3 separate regions of the Homo sapiens genome follow, and regions 2 and 3 are each linked to region 1. A link is a loop called in an ENCODE intact Hi-C map of the cell type or tissue named here. Cell type or tissue: HCT116. All regions are shown on one strand.

Region 1 (8,000 bases):
AGGACAATCAAGAAACCACCGGCAGCTCCATTTGCAGGATCTCATCCCATCAGGGGCTGTCTCAGGAGGGGGAATTGGAATACCATTCACCTGTCCCCTTTGCAGATACACCAATGTCTCGTTCAAGAACAAGCAGAAAGGAAACACCAGATTGCCCAGAGCACAGGATTAGGACACACCACACAGAGCCAACTCAGCGTATCATTGTTTGCATTGATCATCTGGGGATGAAGCAGGCTCCGTTCTGGAAGGGGCAACCTGAATAGAGAAGAGTCTGACATTGGAGTCAAGCAGAACTTGGTTGGAATTTGGCTCATTGCTGGGTGATCCAGAGACAGTTATTTAATCTGAGAATCAGATATCTTGTCTGTTAAATGGAAATTATAGTAGCCACTTCACAGGATTGCTGTAAAGAGTACATAAAACCAGGTACCTGCAATGTATAGTGCTAAGCCTGACACGTAGCAGGGTGTTAGTAAGTGGTACCTCTGACTGGGGATGGAAGCCAGAGGAGCTGGACCTTTATTTGACTGGCCAGAAGCCAGCTCTCTAGTCACCTTCCTGATCCTTCCTTCTTCTGTGTGTACACGGACAATGTTTTTCTACATAATGGAACAGTGGCCCTCAAAACTTGTTTTCATAAGAATTATCCAGGTTGCTAGTTATTAATACTAGTTATCCAGGTTGCTAGTTATTAATACTAGTTATCTGTGTTGCTAGCTAAAAATACACTCAGTTCCCATCCCCAGATTTTTCTATTTCAGTAGGTGGTAGTGGGTTCAGGAAATCTGTGTTTTTACCAAAGTATCCCCTACTATAGAATTAATTTTTGTGTTCCCCCCTCATTCATATGTTGACATTTAAACCTCCACTGTGATGATACCAGGTGGCTTTGGGAGGTGATTAGGTGATAACGATGAAGCCCTCATAAATGTGATTACTGACCTAATAAAAGAGACCCCAGAATGCCCCCTTGTCCCTTCTGCCATGTGAGGTCACGGTGAGAAGATGGCATCTATGAACTAGGAAGTGGGCCCTCACCAGACGCTGAATCTGCTGGTGCCTTGCTCTTGGACTTCCCAGCCTCTAGAATTCTGAATAATAAATTTCCGTTGCTTGTAGCCTAGTCTATGACATTCTTTTGTGGCAGCGTAAATGGACTAAGATGTGCACCCTCATGCCCTTTAGGGAATTGTGACTTTGAGAAATGCTGCCCTAGGATTTACAGAATGCTGACAAAGCTTTGTTGACTCAAATGCAAAATATTCTTATAAAGACCAAAATAGAAATGAATACTCCCTTGAACTCCTTTGGATGTGCACTTTGCGTAGTTATAGCACCTTTTCATCATGTGCAAATGAGACGCAAATGAATCCTTAGTTTGACCCAGAAAGAATGTCTTTGCTGGTAGGGACTACGGGAGAGAGAGAAGAGCCAGAATACTGTAGGAAAATTAACACCGGCCACGAGACAACTGGTTGCTAGCTCGGTAGCTGTGCAACATTGGCATGTTACTTGAACTTCTAGAAATCTGTTCTTTCTTCTGTAAAATGAATATGGTCTGGAAAGTAAAGACCAGTCACCTCCTCTATCAGTTGGAGTCTAATCAGGAAGAAACCTAAGTGTCTTCAACAGAGGGAATTTAATGCAGGGAATGGGTCACACCAGTGTTAGAAAAGCTGCAATGCCAAAGAGGGGATAAAGAGATAGCTCAAAGGTTAATAAGAGCAGAAAGTCACTAGTATTCATAGGCTGAAAAGAGAAAGGGAGGAGATAGTGTTCCCGGAATCCCTGATGGGCTTGTCTGGAGGGCGCTGGGGCCATGGAGGAAATGTAGTAGCTGCTGGAGGCATGCTCAGGGCAGAGAGGGAGCAGAGAAATACCCTGGCTTCTCATTTTCTTTCTCCAGTCCTTGCAGGCACCTCACTGGCTGAACTCAGGGGAGCATTTCTCCTCTACAGAACAGAGTCTCCTTGCATACAACAAGAGGGTCAAACAGAGGATGGCTTAATTTTTCCTTCCATTTCTCACTTCTATGATTCTCTCCCTTCAGGTTAAGTAAGTGAGGGTAAGTAAGCTGCCCAGTAAGTGAACAGTTTTCCAAACAAGCCCACAGCACCACCTCTATATACAGCAACTCTCTGTTTATCAGCACTGCATTAACCAGGACTCTCTATTAACTGGGACTTCCAGTTCCTTAAATTTCTTCATGGTTCCTGTGTACTCCCAAAGCATCTTCATCAAACAAACATTAAGTTACGCTTAGAGACCATTTCTCAATTGAATATAGATAAAAGATTCTAAGGCCTTGAAAAAAATTAATACATGCATATTAGATATAGCTATAAAAGCCAGACTATCTGATTAATTATGTGACTGGTGTTAAACTGTTTGGACAAAGGTTGGCTAAATTCCCTATGAATACTTACTTCCCTACTTCTGTGGACAAGGAAAAATAGACCAAAGGTTCAGATAAAAGCTTGATTCAATGTCATCTCTTTTCTCACGAATCTTGGTCATGTGTGGGAAGTGACCCAGATCTAGAACCTTAGCCTTTGGGACTTAAAAAAAAAACAAAAAACTGTTGAGTTGAATCATTAAGTGTTACTGAGGGACAGGAGAGAGGAGGGTAGCTTTCTTAGTTCCAAGACAAATTTTGTTAACAAAGATCTGTGGGTAGACTTGTGTCTGGGCAAAAGATCAGAAGATGTGCTGTTCTAGGCCTCTTTGCCCTCAGACCCATTCCCTATCCTTTCCCCTTCACTGTACCCCCTTATCTCCTCTTCTGCTGTCTTCCTCTGGGCCTGATGCTTGAGGATCCAGAAGTTTCTCAGGCTCCCATGTTCCAGCAATCCAGGCCTCCTTCCCAGTAAGGGATGAGTACAGGGGCCACACATAGCCCTGCAAGTTTTGTAATCCAACTTGAAATCCAATGGCAGAATGAATGGTTATATATGGTGTGACCCAGGACCACATGCAGTTGTATCACATGCACTTAGAAAAGAGCCCCATTTCTTGGACTCATTCCCAGACTCAATCTCTCTGAGGGTAGGACCAGGAATTCGGCCCTTTTCACAATCTTCCCAGGTGATTCTCTACATAGTATAATAATACAAACTCATGGAAATATATTTAATGAAAAATGAATAAAAGAATAAATGAAATAACAAATGGTGATGGCTGGCACAATGTGTGTATCCATTCTCCTACTGAGGTGCACTTACTTTGCTTCCAAATGTTCATTTGACAAGTAGTGATGCATTGAATATCCTTGTACATGTGAGCATGCAGTAAAGTTTCCATGGGCTTATATTTGCTGGATTATGGGCACGTGCATCTTCCTCTTTTCTAGATATTAACAAATCACTCTCCAAAGTATTTATAACAATCAACACTCCTGAACAAGCAGTGGGTTGGAATTCCTTCCTCATCACATCCTGGCCAACAATTATTATCATCAGATTTTTTAATTTTGCCAATTTGAAGGAAATGCAGTGGCTTCTCATGTGTTAGTGTTTCTGATGATCAGTGAGGTTGAGTGTCATTTTTTTTTTTTTTTTTTTTTTTTTTTGAGATGGAGTTTTGCTCTTGTTGCCCAGGCTGGAGTGCAATGGTGCTATCTTGGCTCACTGCAACCTCCGCCTCCCGGGTTCAAGTGATTCTCCTGCTTCAGCCTCCCAAGTAGATGGGATTACAGGCATGCACCACCATGCCTGGCTAAGTTTTGTATTTTTAGTAAAGACAGGGTTTCACCATGTTGGTCAGGCTGGTCTCAAACTCCTGACCTCAAGTGATCTGCCTGCCTCGGCTCCCAAAGTGCTGGGATTACAGGCACGAGCCACTGCACCTGGCCGATTGAGCATCTTTTTATGTGTTTAATGATGCTCATTTTTTATTGACTTCCTTCTGTGCTTTCTTTTTTTTAGCAGTGAATTTGAGTTGTAAGAATATGTATTTCTTTCACTCTGGGATTCACCTACATAAAGTAATTTTCACTTGAATGAAAAAGAAATCAGTTGTATAAACATCTGTTTTTTCTGAATTTTACTGGTGTAAAAATGGCCACTCAGCCCTGGAAGAAACAAAGGCACTTTGCCAACTGAAGTTGCAGATGGGAAATTTTTAGAAAGGTCCTGTTCAACCTCTGGAAGGGGAAGATCATATCTGAAAGTCAGGGTAATCCACCCAACCCAAATGTTTCTTCTACTATGGGTTCTGAGGATTCGTCCATGTGCTTCTTCTGCGTTGCTGCCATCTGATTTCCTTTGCTAGGCTCCTCTTGCAACTTGGGCTACAAAGAGGTGCTTCATAGTCCACAGTCTTTGCCTCACCTTCAGTCTTGAGGTGGTCCCCTAGGAGTTATTGGTAGTTGCCGCTGGAAGCCATTCTAACAAACCTGGCGAAGGCACAAAAGGATAGAAAGCCTTTAGCCAATATGGTGCCATCAAAAACAAACAGAGCACGCTGCCCAGTCCTCTTCTGGTTGCCTTTACTAATGCATCAGTCATACTTCTTCTGCACTCGATCTTAGCCAAGAGGTCGAGAAGCCATAGTCATAATTCTTCTGAAATTAATCTCTTCCTGCCCCACCTCCCCATCATCTGTCTTTGAATTCCCAGGGCTAGTACTCATAAGATTATCTCTTTCTTCTCCTTTATGAGGAGACCCATTCTTTTTCACAAACCAGCCACAAAAGCAAGTGTCATTACCCCCTACCGGAAATACCAGACAGAGAGTTCATCTGGGGTTAGTTTCTAATCAAGCCTCCTGCCCGGGTTTTTCCTGCTCCTGTCTTGAAGCGACCACAGGGGGAGAGCAGTTTCCAAATATGATCCCTCCTTTCCACTGTCACTTGTCCAACCCCGACCACTATCATTCTTTTATTTGCTTCTCCCCTGAGCCAGCCAAGAGCCTAGGTCAGTGACAGGGCAGGCAGAAGAGAGAGGGGCTTCCAGGAAGGAGAGGGAGCAACCCACAGAAGAGGCAGCAAGACAGGAAGGCGGGCAGGGGCTGAAAATCCAATACATATCTAAGTACATTTTTCTAGGATGGGCTTCTACACTCAGCCAAAACATATATTGCATATTGTTTGTATTTTTTAGAGGTTTACAGGTCTCCCTGAAAGTCCCTCTGTGGAATTATAAACCTCTAATAAAAAATCCCAGGGTTAAAGAAAGGAAAAGATGAAGGAGAGGCCCACACTCTGAAAGGAAAGGGTTCAGCGACTCCTGGAAGGTTCTGGATGGTGCTTCCTTGACCAAGTCAGCTGCTTCTTCTACCTGGTCTCCTTTGTGGTTCAGCTGGGGTGGGGCTTACTAGAAAAAGCTGTGGGAGGTGGTTGCTCCAACGTATGGGGGCTGTCTGTAAGTGTAGGTGTTATCTGATGAAAGCTGCCCCGGGTGAGGGTTTGTACAGAAAGCCCCTGGTGGTGGGGAGATAATGTCAAGCTTCTCTCTCTCTCCCAGATCCTGGTTGTATCCTCTGTCCCTCTCCACCCCCACCCACTCACCCACAGACTTCCAAGGAACCGGCGCCTGCAGACATGCCTCTCTGATGCCCTCCCAGTAACCCCTGGCAGGCAGCACAGCGCCAAACCTCTTGGCCTTACCCCACTGGGCCCATGACCCAGTGGCTGTGCCTCTGGGTCCTCCCTGTCCTGCAAAGAGAACTGGGCCCTCAGTCAGGTTCTTCTGCTCCAACCCAGTGGCCACCTGTGCTCTTGGGGAGCTCGGGGGAGGCTGGGAAACTTTCAAAGAGCAGTTAATCACTAACTAGCTGGAGATAAGAGAGAGAGAATGAAACAATTGAGAAAATGCCCAACCCAGAGGTTAGTGCTTCCCTGCCTGCACACGCCAGAACCTGGCCCGCGCAGAGAAACTGGCGATCAAACTGAGTTTGTTCACTGGAGAGAGCTGACATACAGTCTCTAAGGGGCTGCAGTATCCCAGGCTGAGGTCCAGTGGCAGCCGCTGCCCCTTTCCTCCTAGGGCCCTTTCCTTCAGCCATGCCTCAGCCCTGAAGACAAACAGGAGCAGTTTTCAAGGAGCCCTTCCCTTATCTCTAAGGTCTGGGCCTGGAATTCAGCTTGGCCCATTTACTATGCCAGCTCTGTGCAGGGTGCAGAGATCCAAGATAAATCAGACAGGGTCTCTGCTGTCAGTGTGCTCAAGGAAAGAGGCTTTTAGGGGAAACAAATCTAAACGACTGCCAGCTGGAACTTCAACTCTGTAAAGCAGCACCCTGCCACATCTGCCTGCTGGAACATTTTCATCTGCTGGGCTCACGTAGCTGTGCAACAGCTGGGGCTGGGGTCACATTCTGGGCTGATCTGATGATTATTTTGGCTAGAGTGAGCTCATCCTTTTTGTTTTCAGGAGCTGTTCAAGGGTGGTCTGATGGTTTGGATCAAGACTAGCTGTATCCCGGAGAAGAATACGTTGACTTTTCTGGGGTGGGGTCTGGGGCAGAAAGCAAGAAGGCTGCCTTACTTCAAGGAAGGCTCTCCTTCCACCTTCTGCCCTCTGAGTGCCTTGTATGCGCAAGTGACACTAGACAAAGTGCTTAACACTTATTACCTGACTTGAATCTCCCAATGGCCCTGTAAAGCAGGTACTCCATTATCATCACCACCCTTCTTTTTACAGGCAAGAAAACCAAGGCACAGTCAGTTTAAATAACTGGCTCAAGGCTGCACGGCCGATAAGTAGCAAATTTGGACTTCGAATCTGGGCGCTCTGGCTTCAAAGTGTGCTGTCCATTGTTCAGGTTCTGGTCTGGTACTGGCAATGTCAGCCACACCTGGAAGCTTGCTAGGACTATAGAATCCCCAGCTGACCCCAAACTCCCCAAATTAGCACCATGATTTTAACAAGATCTCAGGTGATTGGTGTACACATTACAGTTAGAGAAACACTGCCCTTTTCACATTATATGGCTCTGTGCTCAGTACAGATTTAATTTTCTTTTTTTTTTTTTTTATTATACTTTGAGTTCTGGGGTACATGCGCAGAACATGCAGGTTTGTTACATAGGTATATATGTGCCATGGTGGCTTGCTGCACCCATCAACAGGCCCCGGTGTGTGATATTCCCCTCCCTGTGTCCATGTGTTCTCATTGTTCAACTCCCACTTATGAGTGAGAATGCGGTGTTTGGTTTTCTGTTCTTGTGTTAGTTTCACAATCATTCTCAGATTTAGCTTTCAAACTATTCATTCCACCTGCCAACAATTAGCGAGCTCCAGACATTGTGCCAGGTGAATGATGGAGGTGAAGAGACAAATTTCCTTATAGAACTTGGCCATGCCCTTCATGCAGGCAGTGTGTGGAGTGCAAGTCAGGACACTTGGATCTAAATCCAGTGCTACCACCTGCCGGCTGCGAGACTGTGGCTGAGTCATTTCACCTTCTTGGGTCCCAGGTTCCTAATCGGTAAAACCGGGAGGCAAGCCAGAGATGTCCGGCCCCAGCAGCATATTCTATGTGAACAGGATGAGGTGCCCAGCAGGCAATCAGTGGGGATCTGCTGAATGAGGGAACCAGTAAATGAGTGAGTGAACCGATCATCCACCACAAGGAAAGAGCCCTCCATTTCCAAATGAAGAAAAGAAGTATGCTAGTGGAGGGGAGACGGGATTATCTGCTGTGTGTCAGGGAAGAGTAGGGCCTTCCCAAGCTCCCTTAATACTAACATTACACAGGGGTCCTCGCTTGCCCTTCTCAATGGTCCACTCAGATGATTTCTCTTGGCGAATGTCTGCCCCACATCTGTGTGTCACTCAGCAACTTTGGCCACCTATCCAGTGTGGGATCTCTAGATCACAAGGTGGGGAAAGGGGTGAGGAATGACCTAGAATCCTGGCCTCTGGCCTTAGAGCCTCACTTGTTAAAGGGAAAGGGGCAAATAAGATCTGAACATCAAAAATTATTTCAGCTTGCCTTCCCTCTCACTTTTCTCTGTCCCCTTCTCCTCTTGTCTTCCCTGCAAACCACTTTGAGTCT
Region 2 (8,000 bases), 87 kb after region 1:
TTATACCCTAAGCACTTTGCATATTACTATAAACTTTAATATTAAAATAGCTAATATATTTTAAGTATTGATAATCAGTATGTGCTAGACACCATGCTAAACACTATATGAGATCCACTATCCCATTTAATCTCCACATAAATTAGTAGGTACTATTACTGTTTTTATATTACAAAGGCTAACACTGAGGCTTAGAAAAGTTAGTTCATTTGTTCACAGCCACACAGCTAAAAGTGGAACAGTTGGGATGTAAATCCAGGCTTGCCAGGCTGCTAAACATGTATTACTATTTTTTCAAGGATGATATTATGTGATAGTTTAATTGAAAGTGTTTTTTCTTACTTAATGATACATGAAATATGGAGGATCTTACAATTAATGGCACCTTAGCATAAATGAAACTTAGTTGTATTAATCTAGGATTACTTTTTATACCTCTACAAATCTCTATGCCTTTACCCAATCAGTTTTGAAAACATATTTTATTTTCTTTTTTTTCTCCATGCGTGACCTGCTATTGTCAATGGCCATTTGGAATTCCCAAAGGATTGGTAGAGGTATGCAGTTGGGATAAAGCATTGAGGATACCAACCAAATGACTCACCAGGGAAAACCTGAGCTCTGCTCTTAAATCTGTCTGTATTCCTGGCCAAGATGCCTCATCTCCTCCTTAGTGCTCTCAGTCTTCTTCTACTTTAATGTTATTTTTAATGACCATATAATTTTCTTTCAAGTGGGAAAAATGATGGGCTTGATTGTTCTCCTATTCGTGGCATTTCTTTTATTTCAATATATTCACTATATAAATAAGGTAGGAGCAAGCATTAAAACATGGTGGGTGAGAAACTCTAGAGATGGAGGGAAAAAGAACATAGGAATTATTTATTTTCTCTGGGTACTGTGCTCTTCTACAGGGTGTTCATAAAGGCTAGAAACATAGAAAAATATATATAACAAATGTTTTATTGATATTACAGACAATAGGCGATGTGTTCAAAGTGCTATCTCTCATTATCAATGTGTGGTTCAATTTGCTGATGAAAATTGCAAAAAACTAGGTACTCTTAATGCATTTCCATAAATCTGTACAGATGCATCTAGGATGCATTGTCTCAGACAATTTATGCCTAGATTTTTCCATTGTGTAAACTGTGCCATTAACATACCCCCAGAGGAAGAATTATAATGAGTTCAGTCTTTGCAAAAGTAGATGTTGGTCACTCTACATTATGTTGTAATACACTCTGTGTTATGGCTTTTTTATCACAGTTTGCCTGGCTTACTACAAACATCTGTATATTGGACATCTCTTTACCAGACACCATAATTCCTTATATATATGAGATATATATATATATATAATATATATATATAAAATTTATTTGACATGTGTAGTATATTTTTCTCCATGAGATAATGAGCACTTACAGGGCAAGAATATTCTCAGCTGCAGAGGTGATCACACTCCACAATTTATGAAACATAATTATTATTAGGCCCTGAAGCATTTCTTTTTAAATTTTACATGTTTATGTACTGTCTTTTATTTTCCTACTCACTCCAGTTTCCATGCCTCTTACCATGGGTGACCATTCTGTTTAATGTGTTTGTTGTACATGGTCTCCTGTGGGGTTGGGTAAAGAATTCGTTGGGATGTACACCTGGAATCTTTGGGTCCTAACTCCCACCCACAGTAATGAACTTTCTTGTGGCATCTCATCCTCATCAACACTTCCACTGTCCAGCTTGGGATTGTTGTTGGTTCAGAAGGTAGAAAGTGATATCTCCTTGTTTTAAATTACTTTTCTCTAAACACGGTGACTATAGTTAATAACAATGTATTGTGTACTTGAAAATTGCTAAGAGAGTGGATTTTAAGTGTTCTTACCACAAAAAATGGTATGTGGAGCTAATATATGGTAACTAGCTGAGTTTAGCCATTCCACAAATCTATACATATTTCAAAACATCATTTTGTACACCATACATATATATACTTTTTATTTATCAATTGAAAACATTACATTTAAAAACAGCTTTCCTCTGACTACTAGTAATTTTGAATGACTTTAATATACTAAGTAATCTTCTGTGTTTCCTCTTCTTCAAATTGTCTTTTCATACCCTCTATTTTCTTATTGGGGCTATTGTATTTGGGGAAATTTATTGAATTTGTTTGAATATTTTAGATATTGGTTTTAGAGATTACAAATATCTTCTGAGGTGCTCTCTCACTTTCCTTTTAAATACTGTCATTCCCCTATTTTTTTTTCATGATGTCCTTCAATGAACAAAAATCCACAGTTTTGTTATAGTCAAATCTTTCAAGGGTTTTTTTTCATTGCCATTGGGTTTGTGCTCTGGAAGTTTTATTGATGCTCTCTCTTTCCCTGCCACAAGCCCCTAGGTCACAAAAATATTCTACATTTTCTTCTAATTATTTTAGTTTTATAGCTCACATTTAGGCCTTTAATTAATCTAGAATCTATCCTTGTTTAAGGAGTTCAATGAGGATTTCATTAATTTCAGTTTTCTAGTTTCTCAATATTTATTAAACAAAGTGTCTCTCAATGAATGCGTAATCTATTATCTATTTGTCCGACACTAATTTTTTCTCTTCTGTTGGCTAATTTGTTTTTGAAACATTACCACACTGTTTTCATTATCAGTCTCTAATATGTCTTAAAGTTAATGTTGTCTTGGTAATTTGTGAACCAATATAAATTTTAGATGATCAAGTTCCTTGAAAACAATCCAGCTGGAATTTTAGTTGGTATTGCCTTGATTTTACAGGTCCTTACCTGAAGCCCAAGGTGATTTTTGGCCGCTGGCGACCTTGTGACCGTTGGCAGTGGGTCAGATGTGGCACTCAGAATTAGGGGAAGGATTGGTGATGCCAGAACATCTGGTGAAGCCGGCACTTCAAGGCACTCCTCAAGCCTGGAAAGCCTCACCAATAGGTATGACTCATGGTTTCGTGAAAAGCTGCTGATCTCATTAGTTTCAGAAATGATTGCATGGCTGGGCAGGGACTCTCGGGTAGATGCAGCGCTGACTGGGTGCCCCCGGGAAGAATACCTCGCATTTCTCCTGAGGTGGTGAAATAGGCGGAAACTGGTTCCCATCCAAATCCTGGAAACCACCATGGGTGAGGTCATGTCCACACATGTCAAGGCCTTGATGAGATAGTTATCTGCATAGTCCAGAAAAATCACTTTTCCACCAAACATTCTAAATGATTGATGGAGAAACAAATTTTCCAATTACGCTAACTTTCATTGTTATTACTAAAGAATTAAGTGCTACACCACACACACACACACACACACACACACACACACAGTCACACAATATTCAGATAAAAAGAAAGCCTAATTATTTTATATTCAGAAAAAAATGAATTGGCCTTTCTGAACAACCACAACGATGAAAAAGGAAAAGAAATCTGTTAAAACTTTAATTTTAGTTTTCCTTTTAGATTTTAAAATAATTGTGAAATATTTCAAACATAGAAAATATATAGAGTTTTTCTTTCTTTTTGGGAAACAGAGTTACAATGAAAGATACAATTGGAGACCACAGGGTACCATTGCGCCGGTCCTATTCTTCTGCTTCTCTTCTGAGTACTCATGCTTATTTTATACTTTTACTATCTATGTATGCATCCCTAAACTGTAAATAGCAAAATTTTGCACATTTTAAGATTTTATCTGAATGGTCCTATGTCTGTATCATTCTGCAGTGTGTGTTTTATCAATATTAGTATTTGTTGTTCTCTCAATTTGAAGTTTTCCACATTTATTTTAAGTGTTCCATTAAACATATTCCATTCCAGAAAATATATTGAAATTTATTCATTTCTATTGATAGATATTTAAATCATTTCCAAATGTTTGCTCCCAGGAAAACAGCTGCAATGGACATTATTACACATGTTTCCTCATGCACAAGAGTTAGAGTTTCTCTAAAACACTATTTTGGAGAGAGTATGAGCATCTTCAGAGTTCCTAGATAATGCCAAATTGTTTTTCAAAGTAATAGTATTAATTTACCCTCCTACCAGCATATCCTTACCAACACTTGGCATTGCCAAACTTTTGAATTTTCATAAATTTGATGGATGTGAAATGTTTTCTCATTAGTGTTATAATTTGCATTCTGCAGATATTAATGAGTTTGAGCACATTTTCATATATTTATTGTCTTCTCAGGTTTTCTTTCCTGTGAATTGCCTGTTTATATTTATTTATTTATTTCTGACCTGGGGGATGCTATAAACTGAATTCTGTGCCCCACTCCCTACCCAGTTCCCTACCCAGTTTCGTATGTTGAAGCTTTAACCCTTAATGTGATCGTATTTGGAGATGGGGTGTTTGGAAGTTTAATGTATTTATTTAAATTTTTTATTTCCATAGGTTATTGGTGAACAGGTGGTGTTTAGTTACATGAGTAAGCTCTTTAGTGGTGATTTGTGAGATTTTGATGCGCCCATCATCCGAGCGGTGTACACTGCCCCAATCTGTAGTCTTTTTTTTTTTTTAATTATACTTTAAGTTTTAGGGTACATGTGCACATTGTGCAGGTTAGTTACATATGTATACATGTGCCATGCTGGTGCACTGCACCCACTAACTCGTCATCTAGCATTAGGTATATCTCCCAATGCTATCCCTCCCCCCTCCCCCCACCCCACAACAGTCCCCAGAGTGTGATATTCCCCTTCCTGTGTCCATGTGATCTCATTGTTCAATTCCCACCTATGAGTGAGAATATGCGGTGTTTGATTTTTTGTTCTTGGCGATAGTTTACTGAGAATGATGTTTTCCAATTTCATCCATGTCCCTACAAAGGACATGAACTCATCATTTTTTATGGCTGCATAGTATTCCATGGTGTATATGTGCCACATTTTCTTAATCCAGTCTATCATTGTTGGACATTTGGGTTGGTTCCAAGTCTTTGCTATTGTGAATAATGCCACAATAAACATATGTGTCCATGTGTCTTTACAGCAGCATGATTTATAGTCCTTTGGGTATATACCCAGTAATGGGATGGCTGGGTCAAATGGTATTTCTAGTTCTAGATCCCTGAGGAATCGCCACACTGACTTCCACAATGGTTGAACTAGTTTACAGTCCCACCAACAGTGTAAAAGTGTTCCTATTTCTCCACATCCTCTCCAGCACCTGTTGTTTCCTGACTTTTTAATGATTGCCATTCTAACTGGTGTGAGATGGTATCTCATTGTGGTTTTGATTTGCGTTTCTCTGATGGCCAGTGATGATGAGCATTTTTTCATGTGTTTTTTGGCTGCATAAATGTCTTCTTTTGAGAAGTGTCTGTTCATGTCCTTTGCCCACTTTTTGATGGGGTTGTTTGTTTTTTTCTTGTAAATTTGTTTGAGTTCATTGTAGATTCTGGATATTAGCCCTTTGTCAGATGAGTAGGTTGCGAAAATTTTCTCCCATTTTGTAGGTTGCCTGTTCACTCTGATGGTAGTTTGTTTTGCTGTGCAGAAGCTCTTTAGTTTAACTAGATCCCATTTGTCAATTTTGTCTTTTGTTGCCATTGCTTTTGGTGTTTCAGACATGAAGTCCTTGCCCATGCCTATGTCCTGAATGGCAATGCCTAGGTTTTCTTCTAGAGTTTTTATGGTTTTAGGTCTAACGTTTAAGTCTTTAATCCATCTTGAATTGATTTTTGTATAAGGTGTAAGGAAGGGATCCAGTTTCAGCTTTCTACATATGGCTAGCCAGTTTTCCCAGCACCATTTATTAAATAGGGAATCCTTTCCCCATTGCTTGCTTTTCTCAGGTTTGTCAAAGATCAGATAGTTGTAGATATGCGGCATTATTTCTGAGGGCTCTGTTCTGTTCCATTGGTCTATATCTCTGTTTTGGTACCAGTACCATGCTGTTTTGTTTACTGTAGCCTTGTAGTATAGTTTGAAGTCAGGTAGCGTGATGCCTCCAGCTTTGTTCTTTTGGCTTAGGATTGACTTGGCGATGCGGGCTCTTTTTTGGTTCCATATGAACTTTAAAGTAGTTTTTTCCAATTCTGTGAAGAAAGGCATTGGTAACTTGATGGGGATGGCATTGAATCTGTAAATTACCTTGGGCAGTATGGCCATTTTCACGATATTGATTCTTCCTACCCATGAGCATGGAATGTTCTTCCATTTGTTTGTATCCTCTTTTATTTCCTTGAGCAGTGGTTTGTAGTTCTCCTTGAAGAGGTCCTTCACATCCCTTGTAAATTGGATTCCTAGGTATTTTATTCTCTTTGAAGCAGTTGTGAATGGGAGTTCACTCATGATTTGGCTCTCTGTTTCTCTGTTGCTGGTGTATAAGAATGCTTGTGATTTTTGTCCATTGATTTTGTTTTCTGAGACTTTGCTGAAGTTGCTTATCAGCTGAAGGAGATTTTGGGCTGAGACAGTGGGGTTTTCTAGATATACAATCATGTCATCTGCAAACAGGGACAATTTGACTTCCTCTTTTCCTAATCGAATACCCTTTATTTCCTTCTCCTGCCTAATTGCCCTGGCCAGAACTTCCAACACTATGTTGAATAGGAGTGGTGAGAGAGGGCATCCCTGTCTTGTGCCAGTTTTCAAAGGGAATGCTTCCAGTTTTTGCCCATTCAGTATGATATTGGCTGTGGGTTTGTCATAGATAGCTCTTATTATTTTGAAATACGTCCCATCAATACCTAATTTATTGAGAGTTTTTAGCATGAAGGGTTGTTGAATTTTGTCAAAGGCTTTTTCTGCATCTATTGAGATAATTATGTGGTTTTTGTCTTTGGCTCTGTTTATATGCTGGATTACATTTATTGATTTGCATATATTGAACCAGCCTTGCATCCCAGGGATGAAGCCCACTTGATCATGATGGATAAGCTTTTTGATGTGCTGGTGGATTCATTTTGCCAGTATTTTATTGAGGATTTTTGCATCAATGTTCATCAAGGATATTGGTCTAAAATTCTCTTTTTTTTGTTGTGTCTCTGCCCGGCTTTGGTATCAGAATGATGCTGGCCTCATAAAATGAGTTAGGGAGGATTCCCTCTTTTTCTATTGATTGGAATAGTTTCAGAAGGAATGGTACCAGTTCCTCCTTGTACCTCTGGTAGAATTCAGCTGTGAATCCATCTGGTCCTGGACTCTTTTTTTTGGTAAGCTATTGATTATTACCACAATTTCAGATCCTGTTATTGGTCTATTCAGAGATTCAACTTCTTCCTGGTTTAGTCTTGGGAGAGCGTATGTGTCGAGGAATTTATCCATTTCTTCTAGATTTTCTAGTTTATTTGCATAGAGGTGTTTGTAGTATTCTCTGATGGTAGTTTGTATTTCTGTGGGATCGGTGGTGATATCCCCTTTATCATTTTTTATTGCGTCTATTAGATTCTTCTCTCTTTTTTTCTTTATTAGTCTTGCTAGCAGTCTATCAATTTTGTTGATCCTTTCAAAAAACCAGCTCCTGGATTCATTAATTTTTTGAAGGGTTTTTTGTGTCTCTATTTCCTTCAGTTCTGCTCTGATTTTAGTTATTTCTTGCCTTCTGCTAGCTTTTGAATGTGTTTGCTCTTGCTTTTCTAGTTCTTTTAATTGTGATGTTAGGGTGTCAATTTTGGATCTTTCCTGCTTTATCTTGTGGGCATTTAGTGCTATAAATTTCCCTCTACACACTGCTTTGAATGCATCCCAGAGATTCTGGTATGTTGTGTCTTTGTTCTCATTGGTTTCAAAGAACATCTTTATTTCTGCCTTCATTTCGTTATGTACCCAGTAGTCATTCAGGAGCAGGTTGTTCAGTTTCCATGTAGTTGAGCAGTTTTGAGTGAGATTCTTAATCCCGAGTTCTAGTTTGATTGCACTGTGGTCTGAGAGAGAGTTTGTTATAATTTCTGTTCTTTTACATTTGCTGAGGAGAGCTTTACTTCCAAGTATGTGGTCAATTTTGGAATAGGTGTGGTGCTGAAAGAAATGTATA
Region 3 (8,000 bases), 180 kb after region 1:
ACTCGGGCTTCTGGGATCCTTTTGGTTACATCTTTGCTGAAGGGAAAAGTTCCCCCGGTTTCCAGCTGATCTTGCTTGAGAGACAGGGTGGTGGAGGCCCAGCATTTCCTTAGTTTGGTGGGATATGAAATTCTTGATTCAAATCTCTTTACTTTAAGAATGGTGAATATAGTCCCCTAATCTCTTCAGGCTTATAGGGTTTCTACTGAAAGGTCTGCTGTTAGCCTTATAGGGTTCCCTTTGTAGGTAACCTGTCCCTTCTGTAGTTGCCTTTAACATTTTTTCTTCTTTTTGATCTTGGAGAATCTGATGACTATGTGTCTTGGGGATGGTCATCTTGTATAGTGTCTTGCAGGGGTTCTCTGCATTTCCTGAATTTAAATGTTGGCCTCTCTAGTGAGGTTGGGGAAATTTTCATGGATGATATTCTCAAACTTGTTTTCCAAATTGTTAGTTTTCTCTCCCTCACTTTCAGGGATGCCAATGAGCTATAGATTTGGTCTCTTTACGTAATCCTATATTTCTCAGAGATTTGTTTCATTTTTTATTCTTTTTTTCCTTCATTTTTTGTCTGACTGAGTTATTTTGGAGAACCAGTCTTTGAGCCCTGAGATTCTTTCCTCAGCTTGATCATTCTGCTGTTAATACTTGCAATTACATTATGAAATTCATAAAGTGAGTTGTTCAGCTCTATCAGATCAGTTTTTTCTTAAAATGGCCATTTTATCTTTCATTTCCTGTATTCTTTTATTGTATTTCTTAGATTCCTTGGATTGAGTTTTGACTGTCTCCTGAATCTCAATGATCTTAATTCCTACCCATATTGTGACTTCTATTTCTGTCATTTCAGCAATTTAAGCCTGGTTAAGAATCATTGCTGGGAAACTAGTGTGGTTGTTTAGAGATAAGAAGAGACACTGGCGGCTGGGCAAGGTGTCTTACGCCTGTAATCCTAGCACTTTGGGAGGCCGAGGCAGGCGGATCATGAGGTCAGGAGATCGAGACCATCCTGGCTAACACGGTGAAATGCCATCTCTACTAAAAATACAAAAAATTAGCCAGGTATGGTGGCAGGCACCTGTAGTCCCAGCTACTTGGGAGGCTGAGGCAGGAGAATTGCTTGAACCTGGGAGGTGGAGGTTGCAGTGAGCCAAGATCGTGCCACTGCACTCCAGCCTGGGTGACAGAGCAACACTCCATCTCAGGAAAAAAAAAAAAAAAAAAAGAAAGAAAGAAAAAAGAAGAAGACACTCTAGCTTTTTGAGTTGCCAGAGTTCTCGTACTGGTTATTTCTCATCTTTGTGAGCTGATATTCCCTGAAGTTGCTGTCCTTTGGATGAATTTTTGGCTTTTATCTTTTTTGATGCTCTTGAGGGTTTAATTGTAGTATAAGATGGCTTCAGTCAACTGACTTCATTTCTGGAAGATTTTAGGGGGCCAAGGCTCAGCTCAGCACTCCTGGGCTGTATGTTCTAACTCTGGGGCCAGTACTGGGCCCCCAGCTTTGGTCTCTGGTTAAAAACCTGCTGTGCTTGAGAGGCCAAAGTGTTCCCAGTCTGCGGCCACTGCACTCTCATGAGTGGTGCTGGCCAAAGTGCTTCACTGGGCCAGTGGCAGTGGGGTCCGTGTTTGCTTGTGTGTGCCAGCAGCTGTGGCAGCATGGCAGGGTACATATGTGTCAGCTAGGGTGGGGTACTGTCGGGAGCAGAGCTGCGGTGTTCCTGCCGCCCCAGAATAACTGTTTAAAACCAGATTTTGCCAACCCCCAGGAGAAATAACAGTAGAAATTGGCCCACTGGGTAATTAGAAAATGAAAATGGGGACTGTGATCTGGTTTCAGAGATGAAAAGCAGTTAAGTTGGGCCCTCAGGAACCTGGGTTGGAGCTATCATTAGTGGCAGAATAAAGTTCCTTCCAGGTTTTGGCTCCATTCCAAGGTAAAAGATGAGGAACCTGGAGACATGAGCTCTCTCTCCTGATCTGGGGCTAAATTGGTTTATTGACAGAAATGATTCTTCTCTAACACAGTCCACTTCACCCCTGTAAAATGAAACAATTTCTATTAATTTGCCACACAACCACCTCAAAAAGAATTAATAATTATATTGTAGTAGCTATGTTAAACTGGTGCTTACAAAGTGACAGTACTCACTTACTACCTTATATCCATGATCTTATGTATTCCTAATAGTAACCCTATGAAGCAAATATTATCATATCCATTTTACAGAAGAGAAAACTGAGGCTGTAAGATGTTCAGTTGCTTTCTGAAAGTTGCACATTTTGTAATAAATCCAGTTCTATTTGCCTTAGAATTCATGTTCTGGGATACATATTGGCTTCCTATGTGAATTTAGGTTAGCAATTTTCCCCTATTGCACAGAACAATGTCTGGCAGGCAAACTGGGGTCAACATTCCTCACTGTGACCCATCTATGGACAAGGAGTAGTGGTAGTTCCTAAAGACTCCAAAGATCAGTTTCATTTCTCCTCATGTTTTGGGAAGTCTATTCACTCTGATACTTGAAAGAAATATGTGTTGATTGGAGTGAAACAAACATCAAAAGAACCTCTTGCACACTTTTTAATAGTGAAGAATTGGGGATGAATAAAATTACAGGAAAGAAAAGTCTTCAGGAGGAAGAAAATAAGTTGCTTGAATGTAGGGAACTGAGTCACCATAACTGGCATAACATTAATGCCTAATGCTGGTGAGAAAAATCTGTTTATATCCCCAACCCTTGTGCCTATTGGCGCTAGCAGCCCAGAGTCTCTTGGGCATGTTCCACAAATTACCATTAAAAACAACTTCTTATTGCCAAGTCTATGGAATCTCAACTCCAATCTCACCCCTGGAGCTTAACAATCCTTATTAACCTGCTTTAGCTTTTGAAGCTGGATAAAAATTAAAGGACTTAGTGTTTGTGTTTAAAGCACCTTAGGGATAACTTTTTCCCATGTCTGGCAGTGATGGTCCCCAGACTTATCCAGGCTGCATCTATTCTATGCTAATCCAAAAGGAATTCACATTCCCTCACCTGTACATGATATATTGCAGAATCACAAAATCACTTTTACTCTGAGTTTCACCTGAAATGGACTCTCAACTCTTCATTTACCTCACTATTTTTTTAAACTTAAATTCAAATCTTAACGTCTCAGAGATGGTGAGGATTATGGTGAATTCCAGTTCTGTCCTCATCACCTACTATTATGGAGTGACTTAACCTCTTTGGAAATTTGTTTCCTTATCTCACTTCAACAAGAGAAGCAAAAGTGAGATTTTTTTAAGAATAAAAAAAATGCAGTGAAAACCATTTTGAGAATCCTTTGGTTGCTTTGGGGTAAATAAAATTAGCTTCCTAATAGCAGTTTCTGGCACAGTTCCTCAGCCAACTGAACTAAACTGAATAAATAGCTCAATGATGCTGTAATGTGGGGTTAAAGTCATGGTGGCTAGAAAAACTATTAGGTAGCTGCCAAGAAAAACCACACGAATTTATAAAGCCAGCAGTGACCCTAAGTCTTACAGGTAGGACAAAATTATTATTCCTTTTCATGCAGCTTAACATTCATAATACTCTTCAATGTTGGAAGATTAACTTGGTAAGTATCCAAGAAAACACAAGAACAGGGCTAGCTTTTAAGGATTAGAATTCCAAAAAGAGCAGAGAAAGGGTTAGAAATCAGGGGTCTGAAATACTCTGCAAAAATACTGCCTCACTGAAGCATTTTCACTAAGACCAAGAAATTTTTTTCATTTTGAGTGACCTACTTATTGCCATGGTTTCTATAGAAGAGATCATTGGAAAGTACACTTCATTCTAATTTGGGGTTCCATTGATTAGGGGAGTTTCCCTCAGGGCACAAGCTTTCCGTTTTCTATTTTTTTTCCATTTGCATTATGTCCAAAGCACATGTGGCAAGAGGACTTTGTAAAAACCAAGTCTCAGCTTCTATAGATGTAGCAAGATGATATTTCAGAACATGCATATTGTGATTTCTTATTTCTACTTCCTCAAGCAAGAATCATCCATTGCCTGAAGAGAATTGGGAAAAAATAGCAGAAACAACATCAAGTTATTTTTATTGAGTCTTTCCTAAGTGCCTGGCATGGTTCCAATCACTTTATACCTATTATTTAATATTCCCAGCAATCTTATGAGATGAGTGCTATTATTATCTCCATTTTACTGATGAGAAAACTGAGGCATAGGAAGTTTAAGTGACTTATCTAAGATCAAAATCTGGGAAAGATGAAGCCCTGAGAGTCAATGTTCAGCTTTAACCTTCGAAACTAGGCTTACTTTAGAGAAGATGGTTATGAAAACAAAAGCTTTTGACTTGCAAGTTCTTGGCTTTTTTTAAAACCATTTGCTGGATTTTAACATTCATACATACGAAAAAGTACACAAATCAGCTGCATAGATCAATGAAGTCACACAAAGTGAACAGTCTCATGTAACCCAGATCAAGAAACAATATTACTAGCACTCAGAACTTCTCTTTAAGGTTCCCCTCCAAATACAATCTCTCCCACCAGTATCTTGACTTCTAAAACAATTTTTTTGCACCTTTTTGAACGTTTTATTATTGGAGTTATATACGATGTACTTTTTTGTGTGTCTGGCTTCAGTCAACATAAAAAACATAGAGAGATGAATCTCTAAATAGGAAAGGTTTTGTTTGGGAATAAGCTACGAGAAGTAGCACTGTAATCCGGGATGTATATATGGAGCAGGGTGGCCTCTGGTATGTCCAGAGAACAACAACAACAACAAAAAAGGTTAGGATTTTGTTGGGGAAAGAGGAGATTTACCTGTTGTTTTAAAAGACACTTCATTGCACTGGCAGTGCCCTGTGAGAGCTGAGTTCTGATCGGCGAATGCCAATAGTTGCTAGGTAGGACTTGTAATCTTGGAGTTGCAGTTAGACCTTTGGCAGTTTTGGATTGGGCTTGTGAAACAATTTGTCAGGCAAGTGTTTCTGTGTACGTGGCTAGCTGTCCTTGTGCTGCTAGCTGTCCTTGCACAACTCACATAGTCGCTGCAGTATGGAAAAAATTTCTTGTGATAGTTGTTGTTGCTAGGCAAATCATGCATGAGAACCTTCCCTTGATGGCCTTCCCTGGCTCCATTTTGCCAGGTTTGACTTGAGTGACTCCATTTAGAATCTGACAATTTTCATTCTTCTTTCACTCAAATTTATGTGGTGAGATCCACTCATATTGGGCTTTCTTTTTAATTTCATATGGAATTCTATGTGGATATGCCAAAATGCATTTATCCATTTTACTATTGATTGACATTTGGGTTGTTTCTGGTTTGGGGCTATAATGAATAGTATTACAAAGACTATTCTTGTACATATCTTTTGATGCACATAAAAACATATTTTTTTTTGGATGTACACCTAGGAATGGAAGTGATGGGTCATATGTTATACTTATGATCACTTTATAGATATGGCTCAACAGTTTTCTGAAGTAGTTTAACTACTTTATTAATTTTAACATGTTAATTTATAAATTATTTCTTTTGTAATTAGCTGATTTTGTATCAAGTTTAAGAAATCTTTGCTTACCTGAAAGTCATGAAGATATTATCATCCGATTTCTTCCAAAAGCTTTATTGTTTTACCTTTTCACATTTAGATGTAAACATTTAAAAATTTTATTTAATTGACAAATTAGCATTTTTATTTGACAAATAAAAACTGTTGTCACCTTGTTATACAACAGAACTCTTAAAGTTATTCTTCTTGTCTAGCTGAAATTTTTTGTCTTTTGACCAACATCTCCTAAATCTCGCCATCTCCACCTATGGTAACTACCATTTTACTCTATTTCTGTGAGTTCAACTTTTTAAGATTCTCTATATAAGTGATATCGTGTGGTATTTGTCTTTCTGTGCCTGGCTTATTTTACTTAACATAATGACCTCCAGTTCCTCAATGTTGCTGTAAATAACAAGATTTCTTCCTTTTTATGGCTGAATAATATTCCATTGTGTGTATATGCCACCTTTTCTTTCTCCATTCATCTGTTGATGGACACTTAGGTTTATTCCATATCTTAGCTATTGTGACTAGTGCTGCCATAAACATGGGAGTGCAAATATCTCTTTGACATACTGGTTTTCTTTCCTTTGGATATATATCCAGTAGTGGTATAGCTGGATCATAGGCTAGTTCTATTTTTAATTTTCTGAGAAACCTCCATACTGTTTTCCATAATGACTGTAGTAAATTACATTCCCACCAACAATGTTTAAGTGTTGCCTTTTCTCTACATCCTCATGTACACTTGCTATCCTTAGTCATTTTTATAATAGCTATTCTAACAGGCATGAGGTGTTATCTCATTGTGGTTTTAATTTGCTTTTCCCTGATGATTAGTGATGTTAGCCATTTTTTCATATATCTGTTGGCTACTTGTATATCTGCTTTTGAGAAACATTTATCCAGGTCATAGGTCCATTTTTAAATTGGGTTACTTATTTTCTTGCATTGAGTTTCTTATATATTTTGGATATTAATCCCTTATCAGATGCATGGTTTGCATATACAGATGCTTGTTGACTTACAGTGAGGTTACATGCCAATAAACCTGTTGTAAGTTGAAAATATTGTCAAATCAAAAATGCATTTAATACACCTAGCCTACCAAACATCATAGCTTCGCCTAGCCTATTTTAAACATGCTCACAACACTTATGTTAGCCTACTGTTGAGCAAAAGCATCTAACACACGGTCCATTTTATGATAAAGTGTCTGATATCTCATGCAATTTATTGAATACTGTACTGAAATACACTTTCTGCTGAATGCATATTGCTTTTGCACCATCATAAAGTTGAACTATTGTTAAGTTGGGATCATCTGTGTATTTTTCTGTTCCTTGGGTTGTCTCTTTAGTCTGTTGATTGTTCCTTTACTGTGCAGAAGCTTTTTAGTTTGATGTAATTCCATTTGTCAATTTTTGCTTTTGGTGCCTGTGTTTTGAGGGTCAAAACTATAAAATCCCATTGCCTAGACCCATGTCTAGGAAATTTTCCCCTGTTTTCTTCTAGTAGTTTTATAGTTTCAGTTCTTACATTTAAATGCTCAATCCATTTTGATTTAATGTTTGCATATGGTATGAGATAGGGTCTAATTTCATTCTTCTGCTTGTGGATCTCCAGTTTTTCTAGCACCATTTTTTGGAAAGACTGTATTTTCCCTATTGTGTGTTCTTGACATCTTTGTGGAAAAATCAATTGATTGTAAACACATGGATCTATTCTGAGGCTCTCTGTTCAGTTCCACTGTTCTACATATCTATTTTTATGCCAGTACTATGCTGCTTTGATTACTGTAGCTTTGCAGTAGATTTTGAAATGAGTTAATGTGATGCCTTCAATGTTCTTTTTGTTTAAGATTGCTTTGGCTATTTGGGGTCTTTTGTGGTTCTAGATGAATTTTAGGATTTTTTTTCTATTTCTGTGAAAAAATGTCATTAGAAATTTTATAGGGATTGCATTGGATCTGTAGATTGCTTTGGGTAGTGTGGAGATTTTTAACAATGTTAATTCTTCCAAACCATGAACATGGAATATATTTCTATTTATTTGTGTCTTCTTCAATTTCTTTTATCATATTTCTTTGTTTTTAGCATACTGGTTTTTACCTCCTTCATTAAATTTATTCCTAAGCATTGTATTTTTTTTGTAGGTACAATAAATAGAATTATTTTCTTGATTTCTTTTTCAGATAGTTCATTGTTAGTGTATAGAAATAATACTGATTTGGCCGGGCGTGGTGGCTCACGCCTCTAATCCCAGCACTTTGAGAGACCGAGGCAGATGGATCACGAGGTCAGGAGTTCAAGACTAGCCTGGCCAAGATGGTGAAACCCCATCTCTACTAAAAATACAAAAATCAGCCGGCTGTGGTGGTGGGCACCTGTAATCCCAGCTACTCGGGAGGCTGAGGCGGGAGAATCACTTGAACCCAGGAGGCG

What was found. Peaks named below come from ENCODE experiments on the same cell type or tissue, not always from the same donor. Only the 100,000 strongest peaks of a DNase experiment are listed, where the experiment ranks them.
Region 2: a loop joins it to region 1, with 3 times the contacts of the local background. A loop is called at or near these places in 3 of 110 quality-filtered maps.
Region 3: it touches region 1 in a loop (2.2-fold over the local background); 3 of 110 quality-filtered maps call a loop at or near these places.

The regions. Positions count from the first base shown.
Region 1 is chr11:34,595,083-34,603,082 of GRCh38, forward strand. No RefSeq gene overlaps it. Among named protein-coding and RNA genes, the nearest start is that of EHF, 22 kb to the right of the region's middle. RefSeq lists an enhancer at 4,047-5,246. In HCT116, no CTCF peak of the experiment used is centred here; DNase peaks (open chromatin) are centred at 4,639, 5,479 and 7,379; H3K4me3 peaks cover 1,552 bases; H3K27ac peaks cover 4,420 bases.
Region 2 is chr11:34,682,438-34,690,437 of GRCh38, forward strand. It overlaps the pseudogene NDUFB8P3. Among named protein-coding and RNA genes, the nearest start is that of EHF, 65 kb to the left of the region's middle. RefSeq lists enhancers at 2,283-3,482, 2,953-3,122. In HCT116, no CTCF peak of the experiment used is centred here; DNase peaks (open chromatin) are centred at 594 and 3,054; H3K27ac peaks cover 1,814 bases.
Region 3 is chr11:34,770,587-34,778,586 of GRCh38, forward strand. The region is part of intron 6 of LOC102723568 (a long non-coding RNA gene); the gene reads left to right. Among named protein-coding and RNA genes, the nearest start is that of APIP, 140 kb to the right of the region's middle. In HCT116, no CTCF peak of the experiment used is centred here; no DNase peak of the experiment used is centred here.